2 separate regions of the Mus musculus genome follow, and region 1 is linked to region 2. A link is a loop called in an ENCODE intact Hi-C map of the cell type or tissue named here. Cell type or tissue: heart. All regions are shown on one strand.

Region 1 (5,000 bases), 120 kb after region 2:
GTGAGGGGGAGAAAAATCTTGGCTAGCATGGGGAAGGGGCTGGTGACAGTCTCCAACTGATGAATAATCAGGGGGCAGAAGAACTGGGCTGGGCCTTGGGGATAAGCCTTGCAATATCCCCTCTCTAGCTTGAAGAGGGAATTTGGTATTTCTTTCTTGGACAATAAGAACATCTGTGCCAAGGCAGAGGAGGAGGCCGGGCGATCCGAGGCATCTCTGCTGGAGTCTCTTGACACTGTCTGATTGTTACTGTTTCAGTTTCTGCTTGGATCAGTGACCGAGTCCATTTAGAGCAGGCTGGCTTGGGTGAAGACAGTGTAGGGCTGAGGAGGAACAGGGGACACAGAGCAACTAGGGAGGGGTGGGGTTTTGAGGTGGGCAGGGAGCTTTACTAGCCCGAAAGTGAGCAGGTTACAAATGAGCTGCTGCAAAGCTCAGGATGAATATACCCATAAATGGGAGGATGGAGTCTTTGCACTGTCCCCCACCCCTACCTTCCCAGCCCGCCGTAAGTGCTGCTGATGGAGTCCAGTCTGTTTGCAGGCTTCTTCAAATGACAGATTGGGGTTCAGCTCGACCTGGGGACAAGTAGATGAAGAGCTACAGGTTTGTTCCTTATATGGGACAGTTTGTTTCACAGTGAGAAAGTCCTGCCTACTTACTTTTTCTCGGTTTCCGTTGTAAACTGAAATGGATGATTTTATGTCTCCTTGCAAACCCACTCCCAGAAGTGGATAGTGCTAACACTTGTATTCAGTTGGTGACTAGAACTATATACCTGGCGCCACTAGCTCTGCTTTGGATTGCAGACGAGCTAAAGCAGCTTCCTTAGTTTCTCCCTCACTCAGGTGCAGTTCCGGAACAGTTCTGGAGACCCAGAGGCAGGCATTTGCCTCCTGCATAAGTACTTTCATCAGCTTTACACACCATTGCTTGTCCATCCCTTTGGGCACCATGCTGTGCCTGGCGCAAGCTAGTAATCCCCAACTGGTCCTGGCCCTTGCCAGTTTACAACCTTAAGTCACAAAGGCGGGCAGTTAACAAACACATCCAGTTATCTGCCAATCACAAGAGATCCATTGAGTGAGCTAGGGTGAGGAACAGGGACCTCCTTCAAAGAACTTCCAGTCTGCTGCGTAAATAAGGTTTTGGCAGAAGAGGTTCAGGGGAGAGATACCGCCAACGTCGGCATTATGGAACAGATATATTTTTTAGTTATTGGCCTGTGGCTTGGTTCTCTACTTAAGACACAACCCTCACCTGAGATGAAAGAGTTTAGTTCCAGGCCCTCCACCTGCAGACAGTTGATACAAAGCACTAGGCTGAGAAGTGCATGCCCCCTGTCTCCCTGGGTGGTCAGGGCTTATCACTTGTTTTCACTGATGGAGCCCGATGGACCATAACTAAACTACAGCCCCTGATGCTGGGAGGATTTTCGGTACAGCATCTCAACCTAGGCCCGCTGAGCGCGAGACCTCAGGTGGGAGCAGCCTACTGAATGCACAGGTTTTGGGTGAAGACTGAAGGAGGCTTTGGGTAAAGACATCCCTGGCATTCTGGTCGCAGTGTCTCCCCTGGGCGCGCCGGGCAGGCCAGAGGAGCCGCGCTCAGCAGGTCCCTATACTCTTCCGACGGGCACAAGGTCCCGGGCGGGTTCCGAGAGCCGGACTATGTAAAGGCGGCCAGGACTGGCCCAGTTTGGGTTTGTGCTCCTAGGGCTGTGGGTCCGATCGTGCGGTGCCCGCACCATTGCAAAGAAAGAGGCTTCCCCGAGGGCGGGTTGCACCGTGTCCCGGACCGGGCGACTTTGGGGCCTGGGCGAGGTAGCAAAGCAGGGCGGAGGGAGGAGTGCAAGTGTGGGGAGAACGCGCGGGAGCCCGAGCCCGCGGCCCGAAAAGGGTGGGTCTGGGATCTGCGGAGGTTGTGGCGGGAGGAGCGAACCAGGGAACGAGGGAGGTGGGCCCGGCTGGAGGGCCCCGAGCCACCGGGGATTGGCGGGGGGGGGGGGGGGGGCGGAGCGCCGAGGGTGGAGATGGGGCCGCGGGAGGGAGGGGAGCCGGCGGGGCGCGGCCAGGGGGCGGGGCGCCCGGACCTGGGGAAGATAAGAGCGTGCTCGCGGGGAGCGAGGGCGGGCGGGAGGGAGGGGCGGGGGACTTAGAGACCAAAGAGGAGACAAAAGGACCGGGTGTGTGGGAGGGGCATAGACAAGCGGGGGCTAGGGGAGGGGCGCCAGGGGACGACTCGCAGGGAGGGGTGTGTGAGTGTGTGTGTGGGGGGAATGGCGTGGGAGGGACTTAGAGTGGGACGTGAAGGGACAGCATAAGAGAGCGCGGGGGTACAGAGAAAGGGGGGGGGCAGGAGTGCTCCACCACGCTGGCCACGAAGGGGAGGGGACACCGTGAAGTGGAGGCCGCTGGGAGGAACGGCCACACACAGGGAGGGAGGTCCCGGGGATGGATGGACAGTCCGCTAGAAAGAGGGACCCGGAGGGGAAGGGTGTACAGACTCGGGGAGAAAGCCTTTCGAGAACCCAAGGGTGGAGGCTGATGGGCGTGTATCAAGCGCGGAGGGCTGGGATTGAAAGCTGCCCTTTGGGATGACCAAAAGACCAGTGGGGGCTGCAACAGACGGGACAGGGCTACTAAGGAGGGCGAAAACTGCTCAAGGGAAAGTGGAACCTAAGAGGGTTGTAGAAGGGTGGCGGGGGTGGCTTCGGGCTCGGCAGGAAGGCGCCACCACCGCCTTCTGCCCGTCCCCAATGTGCCCCGCCCCGTCCGGGGGCCCTAAGGGCAGCGGCCGGGCCATGGGGGAGCCGAGCCAGGGCGGTACCATTCGGAACGGGAGGGGGGGTTGGGGGAAGGGAGGAGCCAGGGGTCAGAACCCTGTTGGGGGCGGGAGGGGGGCGCCACACCCTGGGAAAAAGGCTTGGGCACATCCAGAGCCGACCAATCAGTAAGCAAAGCCGGGGTGGCGTCAAGGGGCAGCTTTGGCCAATAGGAAGGAAGAACACTTCGGAGGTTCGGAGGAAGAAAAGGAAAAAAAAAAAAAAAAGAGCCCCACGAAACAACAATTGAATCCGTTTGGGGGCTTGGAAAACGGGGAGTGGGCGTCGTTTATGTCATGTTCCAGCGTCTGCCCTCGCCTTCGAAGGATGGGGTGGCTTGCATCACTTTAGTGTTGTATGGCGCAAACATCGCGCAGAAGGGTCCCGAGAAAGTAGACCCGGAATTGTCCACTTATTGGTGCTTCGATTTGGGAACTGGTTTGCACAGAGATGGCAGCTTTGTGCTTAAGAGTGAAAGAATGTTGAGGTATCTTAAATGGAGGCAGGAGGAGGTAGAGGTTCCTCATTCCCCTTCACTGGCTACCGATTTAAGTGACAGCTAGCGGAGCGGATTATGGACAATCTCAAGCCAGTGCATAAGTTAAAAAATGTCCTTTGGGCATTGAACACTACTCATTATATTTATTTCCCTTGACAGCCAGTCCCAGGTACTTCCTGAGGACTATTGGTAAGAGCACACACAGTTACCACTCAGAAATTCTGGGAGAAAAAAAATTGTATGACTTTTGACTTCCAAGTTAGCCTAAGGTTCTAGTTCCTGATTCACCATGTAACATGGGACTTATCACATTCTCTGAAATCTTATCGTATGGAAATCAAGGTATTGGTAGGTAGGCAGCTGGAGGTCTAACCATTTTGGAATTCATTTGGAGAGTAGTAGCATGCCTGACAGAGGTCCAGATGGAATGGGTGGGTGGGTGGGGGGTTGTAAAGACCCAAAACCATGGTAGCAATAGGACCGGTGATCTAAAGGTCTAAAGCTGCAACCGTAGCATAGTGTGTCTCAGAGGGGTTCACACCTTCCAGCATATTCTGAGTTTGGATCTTGTGATAAGGTTCTGAGGGGTGAGTCTCCCCTAGAGAACACGAGGTGCAGCGTGGTTTAGGGCCTTGGGCATGCTAAGCACTAATGCTGCCACTGCATTACACCACCAGCCTGCCACCCATGGATACAAAAGTCCGCGTTAATGACCATATGGCTGAATCCTGCTTGAATCCCTGGTGAGGAACTGGCTGGGTGAGTTAGAAAGGAAACACGTTTACTTCTGAGATTGCATACGTGTCCCTGTAAAGTGAGGAAAAAGCCTGTCTTGTTACTATGAAGACATACAAAAAACCGATACTGCTCTTTCAGCTTTCTGTCGACATGCCTCCATGGCTCTACTTTTAGGGGTTGCTGGGGGGGGGGGGGGATCAAACCTGGGCCTTGTAGGTATATAGGCTGGTACACTTGTCATGTAAGAAAAAATCCTTTCTGGGGAGACACAAGTCTGCTCACCCCAGACAGGAAGCCCAAGAGAGACCCAAGTACAGATACCACCAAAGTTCAACTTGGTGAACCAATGAGTTTTATTGGGCTTGTGTACAGGAGCAAAATGACTGAAACCCAGCTGTATTACCAAAGCCTACCAAAGCACGGGTGGGTGACAGCTCACAATGCTGGGGACCTGGAGCACACTGCACTGCCAGAAAGCAGCTCAACATGCTGGAGAGAGTCCCTTCCAGGGGCCTTGGTGGGTCTAAACCTCTTCCAGGCAGCTGATCATCTAGCTTAAGTTAGTCTTTGCAGCTTGTCTCTCTCCATCTGTGGACTCTCAGCTTTTATCATTTGCTCTGGCTGGGGGATGGGGAGGGTGTGCTGAAGGGCTGAAATCAGTTTTAGGGAGTTCCTGAAGCTTTTCTGTGTTGTTGCCTTAATGTTTGGGGAACTTCCTGTAGGATAGAATGTTTATTTCTCAGAGGAAACCAAATTCCCCTCTGAGCTACATCTCCAAATGACACTGTGTACAGCAACCTGAACAAGCTGGAAAGCACACAGATGCAAAAAGCTAAGTTACAACTCCTCGGGGTTAGATCTCCCTTCAGCTTGGTTCTATGATCAATCAAGGGTAGGATCCAGCTGTGGTTTGTCCATGCTTCTAGATTCAGAGGTTAA
Region 2 (5,000 bases):
TTAAACTGCTGATCCCCACCCACTCAGGATTTTCTAGCTGGTCTAGGCCTAGCTTTAGTTCCCCAATCGTGGCAGGGCCCAAGAAGTTGGGGAGCACTTGGAGAGTAAATCTTGAAAGATTTGAAGTTTGATAACAACCCACCAGGGAAAAGAGCTCGAAGTCGGTGGCATTTCACTAGTGGGTCCTCTCTGATATTCCCCACTCACCCCATGCCAAGGTACTCTTCGAGGAGTCCATGGTCTTTGAACTTGTTCCCACTTAATGCCTTTTCTTTCCTGGGTTCCATCTAACCAATATGCTCTATCCTCTTACTAACAATGGAAAACTGTGTCTCAAGATGGAATTGAGTGGGAACAGCCAGTTCTTACCTTTAATTCTTAAACTTGTAACTGCCACTTGATGGACAGGTGACTAGAAACAGCCTGTGACATCTCTGTTGTAATCACAAACTGTTACTTAGACTGTAAGTTTAGTACCTTTTATCTCCTGTGTGTGTTACCTTCTGAGGGGTAGGCACCACCGTGTCACCCACAACACTGGGCATACTATAACGCAGATGAGCATCCCTGACCAGTTACTGTTTGATCTGATGAGAGCTGGGAAGCAAACTTTTGAGGTAGCTGACCGCCGTCCTCCCCTCTCGCTTAGGCAGTTACTCCAGGTGCTTCACTGCCCAGTGCTGCCCCCCCCCCCCACAGGACCACCTCACCCTCTATCTTAACATCAAAAATTTGTATTACTTTCAACATCCCTCTGATCCTAAAGACAACTTCTTGTTCAGTTTCTTCCTTACCCAGAGTGTTAAACTAGCTAACCGGTTAACTAACCCTTGCTGACAAGCGTTCTGCAAGAGGCTTACAGGAGAACCTCAGGAGACAGATTTCCTTGAACCAGAGTCAGGTGGCAGCAATCCCCCTGCTTTTGTGATGGCCTGCCTAATGGAGTCAGGAGTCAAGTGATGGTCCTCACGTCCCAGCGGCTGATATGTGACTCCCTCCTCCTGGCTCCCACAGCACTTTGTATATACCTCTTATTGTAGCACATTGTATGTAGTTCTTTGATTGTGTTCATGTACGGTTTCCCTTCAACAGACTGTGAGCTCCTCCAGAGCAGGAGCTGTGTGCTAGTCAGTGATGTATCCCCAGCACCTAGCCACAGTGCCTGATACACAGTAGGTGCTCAATAAATGTTTATTGAAAGGCTGAAGGTGTTCAGATTCCAATTGTGGGACCTTCTGCCTTACCTGGGGGGCGGGCAGGAAGAGGACAAGTAGGTCATTCCATGCTCAGGAGCTAATAATCATGGTGGTTTTGTAATTTTGGTGTCATTTTTAAAGGTCGTGATGGGACGGTCTCATGTAGCCCAGGCTATGTGACCAAGCATGATCTCCCCCATTCTGAGATTACAGACATTCGTTGCCACACCCCTCCCATCCCCGCGCCTTATTTCGGGCTGAAGACTGAATCCAGGGCTTCCTGTATGCTGGATAGATACTCTATCAACTGAGCTACATCCCCAGCCTGGACCACAGCCCACCCATCATAACATTTCAGGCAGCTACTCCCTTTACCCACGTGTTTATCTATCATTGGGTTCGCCTGGCGCTTAGAGCTGCTTTCAACTTCAACTATGCTGTGTTGATAGGCGACTCCCAAACAACTGCCACTGCCTCCCTTCCAAGTGACTGCACTCAGCACTATATCCTTATCCCTCGGTGGGACTGAGGTAGAAATGTCACTCCCATCCTTGGACGGGAACAGTCAAATTTGTCTGCCGGTCATGAGCTTGCTGACTGCACTCAGAAAGGCAGTTACCTAGAGCTTTGAAGACTCTGGACCCAGGGTGAGCAAGCTCTTTGGGCTCCCAGTTGCAGCCAGCAGCCTCCAAGCGCTTCTGCCCTGTGCGCCGGGCATGGAAGCCAATATCCAGCAGGTGGCGCTGTGGAGCCGGAGATGGTGGGCCAGCCAGGCGGAGCCCGGGAGGGAGGGGCGGCCAGGGCGTGGCTCGCCGCTCCCAGAAGAGCAGACTAAGCGGGCGTCTTCCTGTCCCTTGGAAGTGTTCCCTGATTCTCAACTTCTGGGCGGCTTTGGTTTCCGCCGACAATCTCCCTGGCTTTGAAGCTTCAAACTTTCTCCTCGGTCCCCTTCCCTCTCCAAGAGTTCAGCAGTCCGCAGAATGTCGCCTTCCCATTGGCCAACCGTTCCCTGGCCCCGCCCCCCGCCCCCGTCTCTAGTACCTGTAGGTGAGCTAGTGGCGACTGGGCTCTCTGGCTCGCTGCGGGCTCCCTAAAGCCGCTAAAGCACGCTCCAGGCCATCGCCAACCTCTAGACAGGTCCTGGACCCGATGCTCCCTCTCCTTAGCCTGCCTTTAGCAACACTTTCACGCGCCACCGCTTTCTCCCTTGAAATGGGAGAATAATCGAGGCATCTGTTACAACCATTTGCCTGCACCTGGAGGAGACACACACACACACACACACACACACACACACACACCCCGAGCCTGGGAGGAGCACTCACCCAGCGGCCAGCCCTCCTGATAGTGGAAACTGCCACTGTAAGGGGGGACACAGGGCTAGGCCTGCTCCCCTTCTTAATCTACCAGGTCTGCCTGAACATTTGGCAGCTCTTCCCTACCCAACACAGCAAAAGAAAAGCTTCCGTGTCAGCCTTGATCTTTATAACCTGACAATAGTCTCCAGCTACTGTATGGGTCAAAGAACGCATAAGCATGAAATGTGAAAGTGCTGTTGACTCTTCTCTCTCCTCCAAGCCTCTACTCACATTGTGCCCTCATTCCAAACACCATTCCCTGGCATCTATTTATATTTAAGTATGCACCGCTCACTACCTCTCCCGTGCCATCTGCTCCAAGCATCCAGGTGCCCTTGCCCAGCCCTTTGAGCTCCCACGGCATTTGGGGCCTATCTGAATACTGTTAATCTCAACAGGGCTTCTGTAACCTCCTGACTTGTCTGACTTCTGAACCGCATTTCCTTTTTGTTCTTTTGAGACAAGGTCTCACCTATGTAGCCTGGGCTGACCTCAAGCCCCTGCCTCTGTTATTCAGAGAAGTAGAACTGTAGACATGCGTTATCACACCTTGCTTGTTTGGGTGCTGGGTCTTGCTGTATAACCCTGGCTGACCCAGCGTTCACAGGAACCATTCTGCCTCCCCCCCCCCATGTCCTTGGGACTATGGGTATGTGTCACCATGGATGCTTGCCTTCTGACTACAGGTTTCAACTAGAGGATAGACCTGAAAGTAGAAACACTATGGGGTGTTTGGGATGACCTTGTAATCAGGAAGTGGGGAGGGGAACAGCAGGAAGGCAGATTAATGCTGTACCTCCAAAAGGATGGTGTTTCCGTACCTGGGCAAACTCCAGTGGAAACACCTTGCTGAAGGATGGGTAAGGACTGCAGCTGAAGTTCAGACCTGGGGAATGTCCGGACTTTAAGAAGCCAGACACATCATTCTCCTGGCCTGCCCACTCAAGCCACAGTAAGAGGCCCAAAGATACAGCGCTTAAAGTTTATAGGATCCAGCCAGGCGTGGTGGCACACACCTTTAATCCCAGCACTCGGGAGGCAGAGGCAGGCTGATTTCTGAGTTCAAGGCCAGCCTGGTCTACAAAGTGAGTTCCAGGACAGCCAGGGCTATACAGAGAAACCCTGTCTCGAAAAACAAAACAAACAAAAAGTTTATAAGATCCAGAGCTTCACAAAGTCTCACCTCGAACAGATTCTGGGGCCTGCAAAGACCTTCTGCCACAGTTTGTCTTAAAGAGTAATCCTAAAACTAGGAACAGGTGTCTTGCCTTATAGTTACGTCATTAAGTGGCAGGTGGGGAATTCCACAGTATAGCCAGGTGGGTAGTGTCAGCCCAAAGAGGAGTCAGCAGATTATTTCTGACTGAATTGGGAGAATCCTAACATCCAGCAGCCAAAGGGTCCCTCTTCTACTCCTGTTACTCTAGTCCAAGAATGCCCCTTCTACATTTCCAAATCAAAGCAACCCCAAGTTGGACTATTTTTCCCTCAGGTGGGCAGGGGCCCTGGAACATGCCCCTTTCCAGACCAAAGCTCTAATTTGACTTGCTCCCCCCTCCCCTGCATCTCTAGGGACTACGTAACTCCCCCAAAAAGCCACAAATGGGAAAAGTGAGGACAGGAGACAAAGGCCCTGACACGGGTTTTTCAGTATGCAAGTGTTTTTGACTCCACAGCCAGTTGCTTAAAACGAAACATAAAGGGCAGCCAGAATACACACCGAAATGCAAAACAAAAAAGAAAAACAAAACAAAAGCAAACCAAAAAACCAGAAAACAAACCACACAGTATCATAATTTCCAACAAAACAAAATTGAAATCCACCCCCCCAACTTTATATATATATATATATATATGTATATCTATATATATAATTTTGTTGCCGTTAAAAAGGGAAAACAGTTGTTCAAAACCAATTGGGTAGGATGATGGGGCTGTCCTACAGAAGGGGACTCAGAAATTCCTCTGGGAACAAAACACACACACACAGTTAAAAGAAAGAACTCTCCTAAATGGGTCAGGAGCCCCCAGAGGACAGATTGTCCCATCCCCAAACTGGCTTTTTTTTTCCTTTTTTTTGTCTTTTTTTTTCTATTTTCTTCTTTGTTGTAGTTTAGCACCTGTACAATAAAACTGTACCATCTCCATCCAGAGCCAACCCCAGCAAGGCCCTCCTGCCTTTGGATGGTACATACTCTCTACAAGGATTGTTCGGAAAAATAGCAATCGGTAGAAAAATAAGAAGGGGGGGGGGAGACAATGCCATGGAGGGGTGGGGCCAGGGAAACAACCCAAGCTCCTCCTCCGTCCCTCTGGTACCAGATCTAACCAGGCATCCAAAGGCCTAGGAGCCACTCACTCATTCCCCGAGTTGATGTGGAGCCTAGTCAGTTCCGGGCCCTTTACAGATTCCAAAGGAGAGTTGGGGGGCAGGTGGAGGAGAGAG

Evidence for each region. Hi-C counts contacts between places; a loop is a spot of excess contacts. Peaks named below come from ENCODE experiments on the same cell type or tissue, not always from the same donor. Only the 100,000 strongest peaks of a DNase experiment are listed, where the experiment ranks them.
Region 1: it touches region 2 in a loop (2.6-fold over the local background); 13 of 42 quality-filtered maps call a loop at or near these places.

Annotation. Positions count from the first base shown.
Region 1 is chrX:48,282,648-48,287,647 of GRCm38, reverse strand. 9530027J09Rik (RIKEN cDNA 9530027J09 gene) reads left to right here and starts at 2,222. Exons shown (of 4, transcript NR_045916.1): 1 at 2,222-2,253; 2 at 4,001-4,082. In heart, no CTCF peak of the experiment used is centred here; DNase peaks (open chromatin) are centred at 1,887, 2,347 and 2,867; H3K4me3 peaks cover 2,377 bases; H3K27ac peaks cover 1,994 bases; H3K27me3 peaks cover 1,848 bases.
Region 2 is chrX:48,407,253-48,412,252 of GRCm38, reverse strand. Elf4 (E74-like factor 4 (ets domain transcription factor)) reads left to right here. Exons shown (of 9, transcript NM_001381876.1): 9 at 1-1,203. It also overlaps a transcript of Bcorl1 not described here. Among named protein-coding and RNA genes, the nearest start is that of Elf4, 45 kb to the left of the region's middle. In heart, a CTCF peak has its summit at 1,926 (motif pointing right); a DNase peak (open chromatin) is centred at 1,992; H3K4me3 peaks cover 927 bases; H3K27ac peaks cover 542 bases.